Regions from separate parts of the Homo sapiens genome. Here all the other regions are linked to region 3. A link is a contact called in ENCODE Hi-C or POLR2A ChIA-PET data. All regions are on one chromosome and are shown on one strand. The core of a region is the stretch at or near the end of the contact, and the rest is flanking DNA. Distances in the headings are between cores, read along the strand shown. Region 1 holds the start of ESYT2 (extended synaptotagmin 2). Region 2 holds the start of INSIG1 (insulin induced gene 1). Region 3 holds the start of MNX1 (motor neuron and pancreas homeobox 1).

Evidence for each region. Hi-C counts contacts between places; a loop is a spot of excess contacts on that map. ChIA-PET counts read pairs that join two places held with the same protein, here RNA polymerase II (POLR2A). Pooled maps may share reads with other maps.
Region 1: a pooled map shows a loop between it and region 3 (23-fold over the local background). The contact joins the promoter of ESYT2 here to the promoter of MNX1 in region 3. A Hi-C loop is called at or near these places in 2 of 37 single-sample maps with no recorded cell type and 5 of 50 pooled maps.
Region 2: a map with no recorded cell type shows a loop between it and region 3 (19-fold over the local background). The contact joins the promoter of INSIG1 here to the promoter of MNX1 in region 3. A Hi-C loop is called at or near these places in 14 of 37 single-sample maps with no recorded cell type and 5 of 50 pooled maps. POLR2A ChIA-PET finds 5 or more read pairs at or near these places in 1 of 52 experiments (MCF 10A).

Annotation. Positions count from the first base shown.
Region 1 is chr7:158,827,632-158,831,716 of GRCh38, reverse strand. It overlaps ESYT2 (extended synaptotagmin 2), which reads left to right and starts at 2,208. Exons shown (of 23, transcript NM_001367773.1): 1 at 2,208-2,628. The coding sequence starts at 2,299. RefSeq lists enhancers at 1,245-1,354, 3,365-3,434 and silencers at 1,665-2,394, 2,485-2,584, 2,635-2,824, 2,915-2,964, 3,045-3,244.
Region 2 is chr7:155,296,628-155,300,843 of GRCh38, reverse strand. INSIG1 (insulin induced gene 1) reads right to left here and starts at 2,966. Exons shown (of 6, transcript NM_005542.6): 1 at 2,885-2,966; 2 at 2,147-2,585. The coding sequence starts at 2,558. It overlaps INSIG1-DT (INSIG1 divergent transcript), which reads left to right and starts at 1,864. Exons shown (of 2, transcript NR_183448.1): 1 at 1,864-2,693. RefSeq lists enhancers at 1,441-1,510, 3,921-3,970 and a silencer at 2,631-3,460.
Region 3 is chr7:157,009,324-157,013,468 of GRCh38, reverse strand. It overlaps MNX1 (motor neuron and pancreas homeobox 1), which reads left to right and starts at 2,806. Exons shown (of 3, transcript NM_005515.4): 1 at 2,806-3,809. The coding sequence starts at 3,119. MNX1-AS1 (MNX1 antisense RNA 1 (head to head)) reads right to left here and starts at 2,612. Exons shown (of 2, transcript NR_038835.1): 1 at 2,162-2,612. RefSeq lists silencers at 2,395-3,004, 3,515-3,584, 3,595-3,644.

The DNA.
Region 1 (4,085 bases), core at 959-3,458, 1.8 Mb before region 3:
CACAGGAGATTGAGGGGTATAATATTAGCAAAAATCTAAGAGCCGAGCTGGACCTGCAGTCAGACCAGACACCTGTAAGACTGAGCTGTGGCAGAGCCTTAGGATCTGCTTTCTGCAGGCAATTAACCACAGGGAGGGGCTGGAAACCCGGGGCTCACACAGAGGGAAGCTGAGGACACTTGGGCTGACTGGTATGCAACATGGAAACTTCTCTTCAATCTAGTTTACATCCTTGGGTCAACCACTGGATGGCACATGGCACAGGATTTTTTTTTTTTTCTTGAGACGTAGTCTTGCTCTGTCGCCCAGGCTGGAGTGCAGTGGTGCGATCTCGACTCACTGCAACCTCCGCCTCCCGGGTTCAAGTAATTCTCCTGCCTCAGCCTCCCGAGTAGCTGGGACTCCAGGTGCGCGCCGCCATGCGCGGCTAATTTTTTGTTATTTTTAGTAGAGACGGGGTTTCACCATGTTGGCCAGGATGGTCTTGATCTCCTGACCTCGTGATCTGCCCTCCTCGGCCTCCCAAAGTGCTGGGATTACAGAATTTTTTACGTGGCTTATGTTTATGCAAGTCTTTGTAGGATGTGATCCTACAATTTTCCAGTAGAGGAAAGCTGCAAAAGAAAGGCTCAGGCTCCTTTCTGTGTCAACAAAGCAATTACTTGCTTTTGTGTTGAGGCTTAGTTTTGAATGAAAGGTGGTGTTAGGAGCATTAACCGGTTGCATATTTACAATCTACATAATATAATTTGTTGCTGCAGCAAACCAGGGACTGTGAAGAGTAAGAAAAGGGAAACCACTTCCATTCCTTGCTTGGGGTTTACTGCCCTTGCCTGGAGTTGAGAGTTTAGACTCTGCAATGTTTTACATATGTGATATAATCTCCACATACATATGCACACAAAATTATGAAGACGCAGGAACGAGGGGAGACAGATTCCTATGTAAAGGTGACCCTGCTTCTTCTGGGCATTTGTTTATTCATTCAGTACCTGCCAGTGCCCTACTCTGTTACAAATTCAGTAAAAATTTCCTTGGAATTCACTGAATATGCTCAAAAACAGTCAAGTAGGATGTTCTTTGCTACTGTTTGGCTTGGAGTTTCCTTGAAAGAAACTACAGAACAAATATAATTAACTCGATTGAATTCACTGGAAAGTAAAGTGATCAATAGTTGTGTTTTTGAGTTAACTGAAAAGTGACCTCAGGAATCACAGGAAAGGCCCAAAATTAGTCGTTTGAAACAGCTATTCATAGTTGGCCACAATATTAACACCTTCGGCGAAGCTGCGTGGTGCCCGGGGTGGAGTTCCCGAGTGTCAACAGCGTCCCTTGGGCGCTTGCGGTGGTCTTTGCCCGGCACTACCAGACCCCTCAGGGAGGACTTTTGGGATTAAAGGCATCTTAAAAGCCAACTGAACTGTGTGAGAGTTGTCAAGGTCACAACGGAGTCGTTTGTGTTTAAAACCCTGACAAGCAGGGTGGGAAGGGCCCCAGAGGCAGCGTTCTCACGCCGGAATGCCCGATAACAAGACCGTCCCGAGAGACTCCGCAAAAGCCACAACCTTGCACACTGGCTAGGCAACCTCACACCGAAAAATACCGGAGGACTCCCGCCAGCGGCGCCCGTCCGACCTCCGGCGGGCGGCGCCCTCTCACCCGTCCTCCTGGCCGCAAAATGACCGCAAACAGGGACGCCGCCCTCTCATCCCACCGCCACCCCGGCTGCGCTCAGCGGCCGCGCACCCCCACGTTTGCCAGCAGCTCCCAGAGGCGGTCAGCCTTTGGGTTTGACGACGGCAACTTCCCGGGCCTCGGCGAGCGCAGCCACGCACCCGGAAGCCGCCTCGGGGCGCGACGCCGAGCCAAAACCGCCCGCGGGCTCCGAGGCCACAGGCAAGTGGGGAGGGTGCCCCGTGGGGCTCGAGGGGACGCAGGCACGCCCAGCCCACGCACCGAGCACTCTCCTTTCCCGTCCCCGGCTCCCGCCAGCCGAGACACAACGCTCGCGTGATGACGTCGTGCGCCTGCCCGGCCCACTCCAGTAGTCTCCGACCCGGCCCACGGCCCGCCCCGCGCGATGACGTCAGTATCCACCCCGCCCGCTCCCGGTGACGTGCCAGCCCCAGGCCCACGCCGCTCCCGCCCCGCGTGATGACGCCACCGTCCCGGGCGGAGGCGGGCGTGCGGCGGAGCCGCGTCCCCTCAGAGGGGCGCTGGCGCGGGGCTGAGCCGCCCGGGATCAGCGCGAGCACCCAGCCCGCCTCGGCCGGGAGGGCAGCGCGGCACTGCGGGGCGATGAGCGGCGCCCGGGGCGAGGGCCCGGAGGCGGGCGCCGGCGGGGCTGGGGGCCGCGCGGCGCCTGAGAACCCCGGGGGCGTGCTGAGCGTGGAGCTGCCCGGGCTGCTGGCGCAGCTGGCGCGGAGCTTCGCGCTGCTGCTGCCCGTGTACGCGCTGGGCTACCTGGGGCTCAGCTTCAGCTGGGTTCTCCTCGCGCTCGCGCTGCTCGCCTGGTGTCGCCGCAGCCGCGGCCTCAAGGCCCTGCGCCTGTGCCGCGCGCTGGCGCTGCTGGAAGACGAGGAGCGCGTCGTGCGCCTGGGGGTGCGCGCCTGCGACCTGCCCGCCTGGGTGAGTGCAGACCCCTGCCCGTCCCGACCCCTGACCACCAGTCCCGATCTCCCCTCGTCCAGGCAGGCACTCCCCTCCCCGCGACCTGCCGCCTGGGTGAGTGCAGACCCCAGCCCTGCCCCGGCTCCCGCCTTCGTAGTCCCCCACCCACCCCGGTCCAGGCAGGCGCTTCCCTTCCGCCTGGGCGAGTGCAGACCCCAGCCCCGGCCCCCGGGCCGGTTCCTGCGACCTGCCAACCTAGGTGAGTGCAGACCCCGCCCCGCCCCCCGGCCCCGACTCCCAGCCTGCTGGCGACCTGCCCGCTAGGGCGAGTGCAGACCCCAGCCCCGCCCCGGCCTCCGGCCCACTCCCTGCGAACCTGTCCGCCTGGGGCCGCCGCCCGCTGCTCGCCGCTCCCGCCCTAGTCCTGAGTGCTCCGTGCCCTCCCTCCGTCCAAGTCGGGCGTCCCCTTCTCCGCTTCCCCGCCCGCCCAGGCTCCGGGTCCGGGGCGCGTCTGCCCTCGTGAAGCCTCCCCTCGCCGTCCCGCGCGGCTTTCTCGGAGACCCCTCTTCACAAAGCCCGCTTCCCTCCCCCGGCCTGCAGACCCCGAGCGCCAGCGGCAGGTACCGGGCTTGGCGCCCCCTCTTCGGCCGCGGCCCTGCCCGGAGCGCGCGCTTCCTCCTGGTGCCGCCCGCGGGGTCTCCTTAGGGGCCTGAGCGGCCGGTTCTGCTCTCAGAGCGCCCAGCGCGATTCTCGTGCGCATTCCCAAAGCCCTGCCGGCCTGGAAATGCTCCGGGTGGCTTCAGCTTTTCCTTCTCTCTGTTTTTTAAAAAACGTAATGACAGCTGGTGGGGGAGAAGTTAACTTTTTCTTCTACCGGGAGAAGACGCACTCGTGTCTTGGTTGTTTCTGACGCATTTCAAGGGCAGTAAGTGTCTCTCGAAAGATGTGGAGATATTAGATAATTGAAAGATTGTTTCAGTTTTTTTGCAAGTATAATTGTGAGACTGAGCATTTTTATATGGGATCGACCTGAATCCAGTGTGAATGTGTGTGTGTGTGGCAGGAAGTTTTGGAAGAGTTGCAGCAATAACAAGAGTCATGGTATTATTTTATTTTTAACCCGGCAGTTCTCTACCTCGTATATTTATGGACTATAGACACGAAGAGTTGGCTTCAAATCTTTTTCTTGTCATTCCCTAATTCTTTCTTAGCCATGACTTGGCTTCACAGTTTCACACTGCAAGAAAGGATTTTAATGATTCTTCCATTAGGCTTAATATAAACTTTGGGGTGAAGGTGACCAGCAGTGGGTTTCGGAAGGGTCATTTTCTCTTAGAGGAGAAAAGTCCCTGTTTCCAGTCATGAGACACCTGAGAAGTAAGGCATGACACAGATGGCAAACAAGAATTAGAAAGGAGGCGTGCCCAAGACAAGAAGAAGGTAGTAGATGCTACTTTGTGACGTCATATTGCAAC
Region 2 (4,216 bases), core at 1,717-4,216, 1.7 Mb after region 3:
CTCAGCCTCAAATCCCAGCTTGCCCTCTGATGGGACGTGGCTCTGCATGTTTGTTTTCTCATGTGTAAAATTATAAGGATTATGTAACTGGGACACAGAGAAAGAGATCACTGTGGTCTGGAATAGTTATTCTTTATAGACACGAACTTGGAATTTGGACAGGTGGGAAGGAATGGCATTCCAAAAGAGAAGTAAAATGGCAAAGATGAAGGCAGGAATGAATGTCTGTAGGGGGGAGTGGGGTGCCGGCCCGTGGGGTTGGATGCTGGGACACAAGGGTCACTGTGTCCCAGGGCTCTTGAGAACCCTGCAATTGTTTCACCTCAGTGTAGTATGAAAGAAATATACATTTTAGGTTCAACTGAGAAACAAGAAACACAGTTTGCATCAAACATTCAGATAAAAAATGTTGTTTTCAATTTATTATACTTCATCAGGTTCTAATTTTGGAGTTCTGAAAAATGGACCCCCCAAATTAACTTTACTTCACTATAGCTTAATAAATAAATAGGTAAAAAACATACTATGAAAAATTTTACTTATGCTCTTGGCTGATGGTTTAAAAAAAAGTAGAATATGAGAGTATGAGAAATTGTCCAGATATTCCTAGAAACCCTTGAGGATCCAATTACAAATACTGAAGGCTAAACTATTTCATTTCTAAGATCAAGTTTTTGGTTAAAGGAAAGAAACTATTCTGCCAAATGTATATGAAACATGGAATTTTAAATCTAGATATAGTTCTCAAAAAATGTTCAATTAGTACAGCCACATAAAGTGTTTCGAAAAACGAAAGAGGATCCCGTCCCTCCGAGAACAAATATGAAAACATTCTACCCACTACTTAATAATTACAGACACCTGTCCTAGTTCTTCAACACGGAGCCCTCTGTTAATCTGCTACAAACCTCTCTGCTGCTTGCTGTTTTCAGTGAGTCAACTGAGGCAATGTGTTTCCACAGTGCAGGAGACACACCTACCAAGGCAGCAGGAGCAGTTACCAACGATGGCTTGGCCCCTTTCTACCTGCGCACCCTTGGATGTGACTTCACCTGTGATTCAGTTGCCACATCTATAAATGAAGCTACACATGGTATTGCTGTAAGGAATGAACACAGCAAAGCATCTGAAGCCTATGGTCAGCAGTCAGCTGACAAACGTCAGCCACAAAGCAAACAGGATGCTCCCTGCACTGCACTGGAGTCACTGACATACTGGTTTGTTTTCCCCACCAGACTCTAAGCTGCTTAAGGATAGGGGCTTGTGGTGCTCACTTTTGGATTAACATTTCAACAGCTTATAGAGTTGAGGTTGCAGAAAGCACCCGACAAGCTCGTTAAATAAACAAATGCTGTGTGACTACAGGAGCAGTAAGTGATCTGCTGAGCCAAGATCAACTCAACATTTCTATAAAAGCGGTTCAATGATAGCCAAGAAAGTCTAGTACACACACCCAGCAGTCCCCGTGTCCACAGTTCAGACTGACTCAGTGTTACGTTGTACAGCATCTATGCTACTGCTTGGGTGTACGAAAATCTAAACGCCGTAAGGGGGTTACTCTTTTCCTTAAGAACGTAATCTACAGAGCTCTAACAGTTCAGGGTGTAGGCGGTTTGGCTTCAGACCACAGTTTACTCAGCGACCCGGCAAAAGGAAGTGCTGAGAAGTTGCTCCCCTGGCAACCGCCTCCTGAACCCATGTGACGGGTTTGTTTTCAGTTATCCAGCAGGGTAGCATGTTTGCTGCCGCGACCAATGGCCTTTCAGTCCCGCTGCTCACCAGTTCCCCAGGCGGCCAATCCGGGGCGGCTGGCGCGGGATGACAGCTGGGGCTGTACCCGGACGCCAGGAGGGAAGGGCCCTCAGTCAGCTTGGCACAGCACCTGCTTGAACAGCCAATTATCTCCCTGCCTCATCTCCATCACTGTGCTTCCTCAAACTTCAGAGAGCTGTGGCCCGAACCCGCCCTCGGGGGTGCCAGGTCCTCTCTACCCCTCCTTCATTTCTCTAAATCCCAAGACTGGAGATGCACACTTTCAATCTGTGGATAGTTCCAGTTTCAAATGCATGTTTCTTATAGGCTGAAAAGTACTTTCAACCGAAAAGACACCCTTTTTACTTCCAGAAGAACCAGGAGGGGTACTCACCAGCTGCTGTCCCGCAGCAGGGAGGGACCCACCAGGCGGAGGAAAAGATGGTGGCGATCACCTCCTCGGGGAAGAGAGTGACATTCCTCTGGATCTGCAGCAGGTTGAGCACCAGGGCTAGGACCACCCCAACCGAGAAGAGCACGAGGCTCCTCTGCAACAGGCGATGATGCCAGGTGTTGGGGTAGGGGCTGCCGGGCTCGGGGCCGCTCATCGCAGCACTGCGGCCCCTGGGCGCGGGGTCAGCGTCCGGGGCACCGTGGGCCGCCAGCAGGGAGGGCCCGGACACGGAAACGTTGATCATCTCCCCAACCTTGGCCGCCAGCCCCGCGGCGCTGGCTCGCGGGGGGCCTCGGCGCCTCGCGCTGTGCGCACAGGAGCAGCTCCAGAAGTGGTCGTGCAATCTGGGCATCGGTCACACGCGTCCAAGAGGCGCTTCCTGGAAGAAGGGGGTCATCAAGTTCACTCAGAAGAGACAAAGAGCGAGGAAGGCCCCGCGGGACGCGAACCCCGGCACCCGGGCCAGGCGGCAGCGCCGCCCCCCAAGGTTAGACCCCCGTGCGCCCGCCCGGGGCCAGCGGCGGACGGGACCCGCGCTCACAGCGAGCAGCATCCCCGGCCCCAGCGGGACCCGCGTCCCAAAGACCCAACAGGGCCCGCGCCCGCCTACCTCCGGGGAGGACCGGCTGCTGCGCGACCAAAGCCCGCCCGCGACCCCTATCCCAGCCGGCCGCGTACCTGGCCGAGAGGCGCCCGCCCGCCGGCTCTCCGAACGGAGGCGGGGCGGGGGAAAGGAGGAGTCACGGCCCGGGACGGCCGCAGCGCCTGGCGGGCGCGCGGGTTTATATGGCGGGCCGCGGGGCCCGCATCACGTGAGCCTGCCCGGCCTACCCACCGCCCGCGCGCACCGCCCAGGGGCGTGGCCTGAGCTTGCCCCGCCCCGCCCGCGAGCCCGTCCGCACGCGGTCTGGTGAGGCGGCCGCAACCAATGGGAGGCCGGCGGCCCATATGACGTGCGCACACGCCACCGCCGGCCCGCGCGCACTCGGGCGGGAGCCTCGGCACGGACTGCGGGGCGCGTGGCGGCTGCGGGGCACGCGGGCCCGAGCGGGACTGGCCGGCTGCGAGTGGGCGGCCGCGGAGCTGGGGCCTGGGAGGGGACGGTCCTGCCGGGAGGAGGCGGAGGCAGGACAGGGTGGGGTTGCGGGCCCGGCGCCGCCCCTCCCGGCTCCTGGCTCCCCTCGCCTGGTGTCCCGCGCCTGGCCGGGAGGCGGCGGGTCTCGATCGCGCGGGCCTCCCTGGAGGGGCGCGGGCTCTGGCGGCGGGGAGGCCCCTGCTCAGCGCAATGGCGGGCTTGCATCCTTGGGTGATTTTTTCGGGCCCCTTGTGGCCTTTGCTCACGCCTAGAGAGCAAACCACCCGCACCACCCAGGAGCAGATAAAATCGAGACCACAGCCTCCAAGGGAGCGCGCCTCCATCCTGTTTGCCCCTCGGGTCGCCGTCTGAGGGCGGGCCCGTGCCCGCTCAGAGCCTACATCCGAGTCGTATAAAGCGCTGACAGCAGAGAAAGCTGCGGCTTTGCTCCGTGCAGATGAGCAGGGGCTGAGGGAGGACGCTGTGCTCTCAGTAGCCGCGCTTGGCCCGGGGACCCTGCAGGCTTAGAAACGTGAGTCACGCCTGCAGCGTGGCGAGGAAACGCCGTTGATGTGGCATCCTCAGCCTGGGGTTGTGGCTTTAAGCCAGAAGGTCAAAAAAAGAAGTCTTCCTGAGCTGAGACTGCCCTGAGTCGCTTTAGGGGCGAAATTCCGAGCATCCGGTTGCATTTCCTGAGGATGACACGCGTGGTGGGTGTGGACGGCCTACAGGGGTCCATCCTCAGCGGCCCCTCTGCAGGGCAGTCTCGCTCTCACTCTCCCAGCTGACTCCTCTCAAGCCTGTTAACCATTGTACACGTTCCCAAGGACTCCAAGCAGGTTGGACTTCAGGGAACATTGCAGTTTGGGTCTTGGCCATTGTTTACACTCCACCTTGCATAAGTGCTTGAGGATCACACAACCAGATACGTAGAT
Region 3 (4,145 bases), core at 1,557-4,056:
ACACCCCATCACCAACTAAAATCACCCTGGCAGTGTGTATTTTTGGTTGGAGAGAGGAACAGCATCTTCTCCAAGGTCCATCCTGGGAGATTTCTTCTGCAGCCACTCCCTTCCCCCAGCTCCCTAAATCATTGACCTCAGGACCAAGCAATCTGCCCCCAGCAGATGGGGGTGATGAGAAGAGAAAGGCAAGTCAGCCTTGGTGCCAAACCCCTGGAGGAGGAGGCCAAGGCTGTGTTCTCTACCCTGGGGAGGCAGAGTCACAGCTAGGGCTTCCTGCCTGGGACAGGTGGCTAAGAATCTCTGGTCTCCTTTACAATCCTTCCCTCCCCAAAAAGAAACAGATGGGATGGGGACTCAGGGCTAGGTGTACCTGAAAGCTTTGAGGGCAGCAGGGTGGGAACAGTGTGGCCTCTGCAATCAGACCTGGTCCCACTCCCAGCTCTAAGGCCAAACTGTCTGCTGGGAACAAGGATCCCAAACTCTCTGAACTTGTACTCTAGAAAATGGAGATGATAGCCCGGGCACGGTCGCTCATGCCTGTAATCCCAGCACTTTGGGAGGCTGAAGTGGGTGGATCACCTGAGGTCGGGAGTTCGAGACCAGCCTGACCAACATGGTGAAACCCCATCTCTACTAAAAACACAAAAATTAGCCTGGCCTGGTGGCACATGCCTGTAATCTCAGCTATTGGGGAGGCTGAGGCAGAAGAATCGCTTGAACCTGGGAGATGGAGGTTGCAGTGAGCCATGATCATGGCATTGCACTCCAGCCCGGGCAACAAGAACAAAACTCCATCTCAAAAAAAAAAAAAAAAAGTGGGGGGCGCCTGGCGCGGTGGCTGACTCCTGTAATCCCAGCACTTTGGGAGGCCGAGGCGCGCGGATCAGGAGGTCAGGCGATCAAGACCATCCTCGCTAACACGGTGAAACCCCGTCTCTACCAAAAATACAAAAAAAAAAAAGAAAGAAAAGAAAATGGAGATACGGAGATGATAAAAATCTTCCTTCTAGTGTCATAGTGAAGATTACGGATGAGAATTGCAGAAAGCTCATAGCACATAGTAGGTGTTCAAGAAATGCGCGTGTTTCCCTCTCTCCAGTGAGAGGTAGAACTGCATTTGTGTCACCACAAAGACATCTAAAGGCACGACAAACTCCATGTGAATGCCTGGGATTTCTTTTTACCAGTGGTCGGCTCTGCAAAGCCAGATCACATTTACTCCAAGTTGCAGTTACTCATCCATTGCCATCCTCCTAACCTTCCAACCAGTCCTGTGCATCTGGGAACTACCCTGTGTTATAATGAAAACGATACCACTCATGGCAACAGAGTCACTGTCATCAACTCTCGCCTAGGTCAAAAGCCTTTTGAGGAGAAGTGGCAAGGTCTCTATATTTGCCTTTTTAAAAATCCCTCTTGTAGCAACCTGGCGTGCTAATTTTGAAGTTTACCTGGCACTGAGTTTCTCTTTGGCTCTCTCCCCTCTCCACAGCCCCTTCCGGTCCTTTATTCACCTCTCACCTGCATAGCAAGCCCTGGAACCTGGAACTCCCTCCCAGTTCTCACGCTTGCTGGGGAAGATAACTGGGTCTAATGGCGCTATTGACAAAGCCTGGTGTTGATGCCGCTTGACTTCCCGACCCCTGTGTGGATTCTTTCAGCTTCAAAAACGCCCTTGGAAGTGGTTTTACTGTAAATATTTGAAGTGTGCGTGTGGGGGAGGGGTGAGACCTGGATGCTCACTCCGTGCCTCGCTCACTCACGGGAAGCCCTTTCCTCTCCACTTCCCAGGAGGCCCCGGCAGCACGAGAGACATAGCCTTTCCCCGCTCCTGCCCGGGGACTGGCCGGGGGTCGCAGCGGCAGGGCTTCCGAAGGATGCCGGGCCCCACGGGTTTTTCAGGGCCGAGGTGTGTGGGCCTTGACTCCCGCAAGCCCATGGGCATCCCTCGGCAGCGAGGAAGAGCCTTGTCACCGAGGACCCGCTCCACTGAGCAGGCACGTGGGCGACGTCTGCAAGCCGACTTGGGTTCTGCAGGCCAGAGCGCCCAGATCTACCGTCTCCGCCTTGACTGGGGCAGGGGCTCCCAGAGAGGATTCGTGGAGGCCAAACTCACACTCACATGCGCGTTTACACCCCCACACCCCCGCACACACACCTGAAAATGCGGGGCCTTCCCATAGCAGATAAGGTTCGACCTGCAGAGCTTTGGCCACGGGGACAAAACCCTCCCCTGCTGCGCCCTGGAGGCCCGAGAGCAGGGAGGGCTTGGGAAACACCACGGTCTTCAGTGCGCTGCCGTCGCCTCGCAGAGCGGCCAGGTCTGCGCAGCGTGGGCGCTCAGGAGCGTGGAACCACCGCGCTCCGCAAGGCAGACGTGGACCCACTCCAGCGCCGACAAGGAGGCCGGAGAGGACGCGCGCAGCTGGCTCCAGGGACCAACCAAGTCCGGAGGGGCCCACGTGTCTCGGGAGCGGGTCTTGGGCCGCCGCGGGGCTCTCCAGGGGCCCGGGGGTTGCCAGTGCCCGCCGTCCGGCTCCGCACCCAGGGGAGGGCGGGCAGAGGCCCCAGGTTGAGCCTCGGAGTATCCACTCCCCGTTGGTGTCCCCGCCCGCCAGCGCCGCGCAACAGCCCGGGCTGCTTAGGACCTCGCGGCGCGGGGGCGGGGCGGCGGGCGGCCGGGACGGTGACAGGTGCGCCCCTCGGCCAATGGCGGAGCCCGCGGCCCTCCCCGGGCCCCCGCTGCGCGCGCCAATCGGAAGCCGCGCTGAGCTTCAAGTGCGCGGAGGGGCGCGGGTCCCCACCACGGCGGCAGCGGCCTCCGCGCGGTCGCCTGAGGGCTGCAGCGCAAAGAACCGGGCTCCCGGGCCCGGACGCGGGGAAGCACTCGCGTGGGAGTTTGTGCGAGCGCGGCCCGGGGCGGGGCCCGCACGGAGGAGGCGCCGGGACCATGGTCACCCTCGGCTGAGTTTCCGGCGGCGACTTTGATTATTGGCAAATAACCACCATAACAATACCGAGCCCCCGGGCTTGCACCGCACGCACTGACTCCGCGAGCCCGCACACGGCCGCGTCGCCCGCCACCGGGCCCTGAGCGCCAGCCCCAAACGAGCCGATGGAAAAATCCAAAAATTTCCGCATCGACGCCCTGCTGGCGGTGGACCCCCCACGAGCCGCCTCTGCGCAGAGCGCGCCGCTGGCCTTGGTCACGTCGCTCGCCGCCGCCGCATCTGGCACCGGAGGTGGCGGCGGCGGCGGCGGGGCGAGCGGCGGGACTAGCGGCAGCTGCAGCCCCGCGTCCTCGGAGCCGCCGGCTGCGCCCGCCGACCGCCTGCGCGCCGAGAGCCCGTCGCCGCCGCGCCTGCTGGCCGCGCACTGCGCGCTGCTGCCCAAGCCGGGCTTCCTGGGCGCGGGCGGCGGCGGCGGCGGCACGGGCGGCGGGCACGGGGGGCCCCACCACCACGCGCATCCGGGCGCAGCGGCCGCTGCCGCCGCCGCCGCCGCCGCCGCCGCCGCTGGGGGCCTGGCGCTGGGGCTGCACCCTGGGGGCGCGCAGGGCGGCGCGGGCCTCCCGGCGCAGGCGGCGCTCTACGGCCACCCGGTCTACGGCTACTCCGCGGCGGCGGCGGCGGCTGCGCTGGCGGGCCAGCACCCGGCGCTCTCCTACTCGTACCCGCAGGTGCAAGGCGCGCACCCCGCGCACCCCGCCGACCCCATCAAGCTGGGCGCCGGCACCTTCCAGCTGGACCAGTGGCTGCGCGCGTCCACCGCGGGCATGATCCTGCCTAAGATGCCCGACTTCAACTGTGAGTACCCTGCGGCCCCCGTGGATGCGCGTGGCGGGAGGGCCTCGCGCATCCTCCACCGGCACCGCCTGCCCCTCTCTGCGCTTGGCTCCCAGCGAGCGGGGGAAGAGCTGCGAAGCCGCCTCGGCTCTGCCCGGGGCCTGCGAGGACTCGCCCGGACCCCCAGGCATGAGACGGGCAGCGAATTATTAAAATGGCCATGCGCAGGCCTTGCCTTCTCTTCCTCTCTTAACGGGAAGGGGCAGTTGGAGGTGTGAGACTGAGATCTAATGATTAACCCGAAGGCTGCAGGAGAAGGAAGTCGCCGGGGGAAGGCGAGCCGAGAGCGCCCTGAAT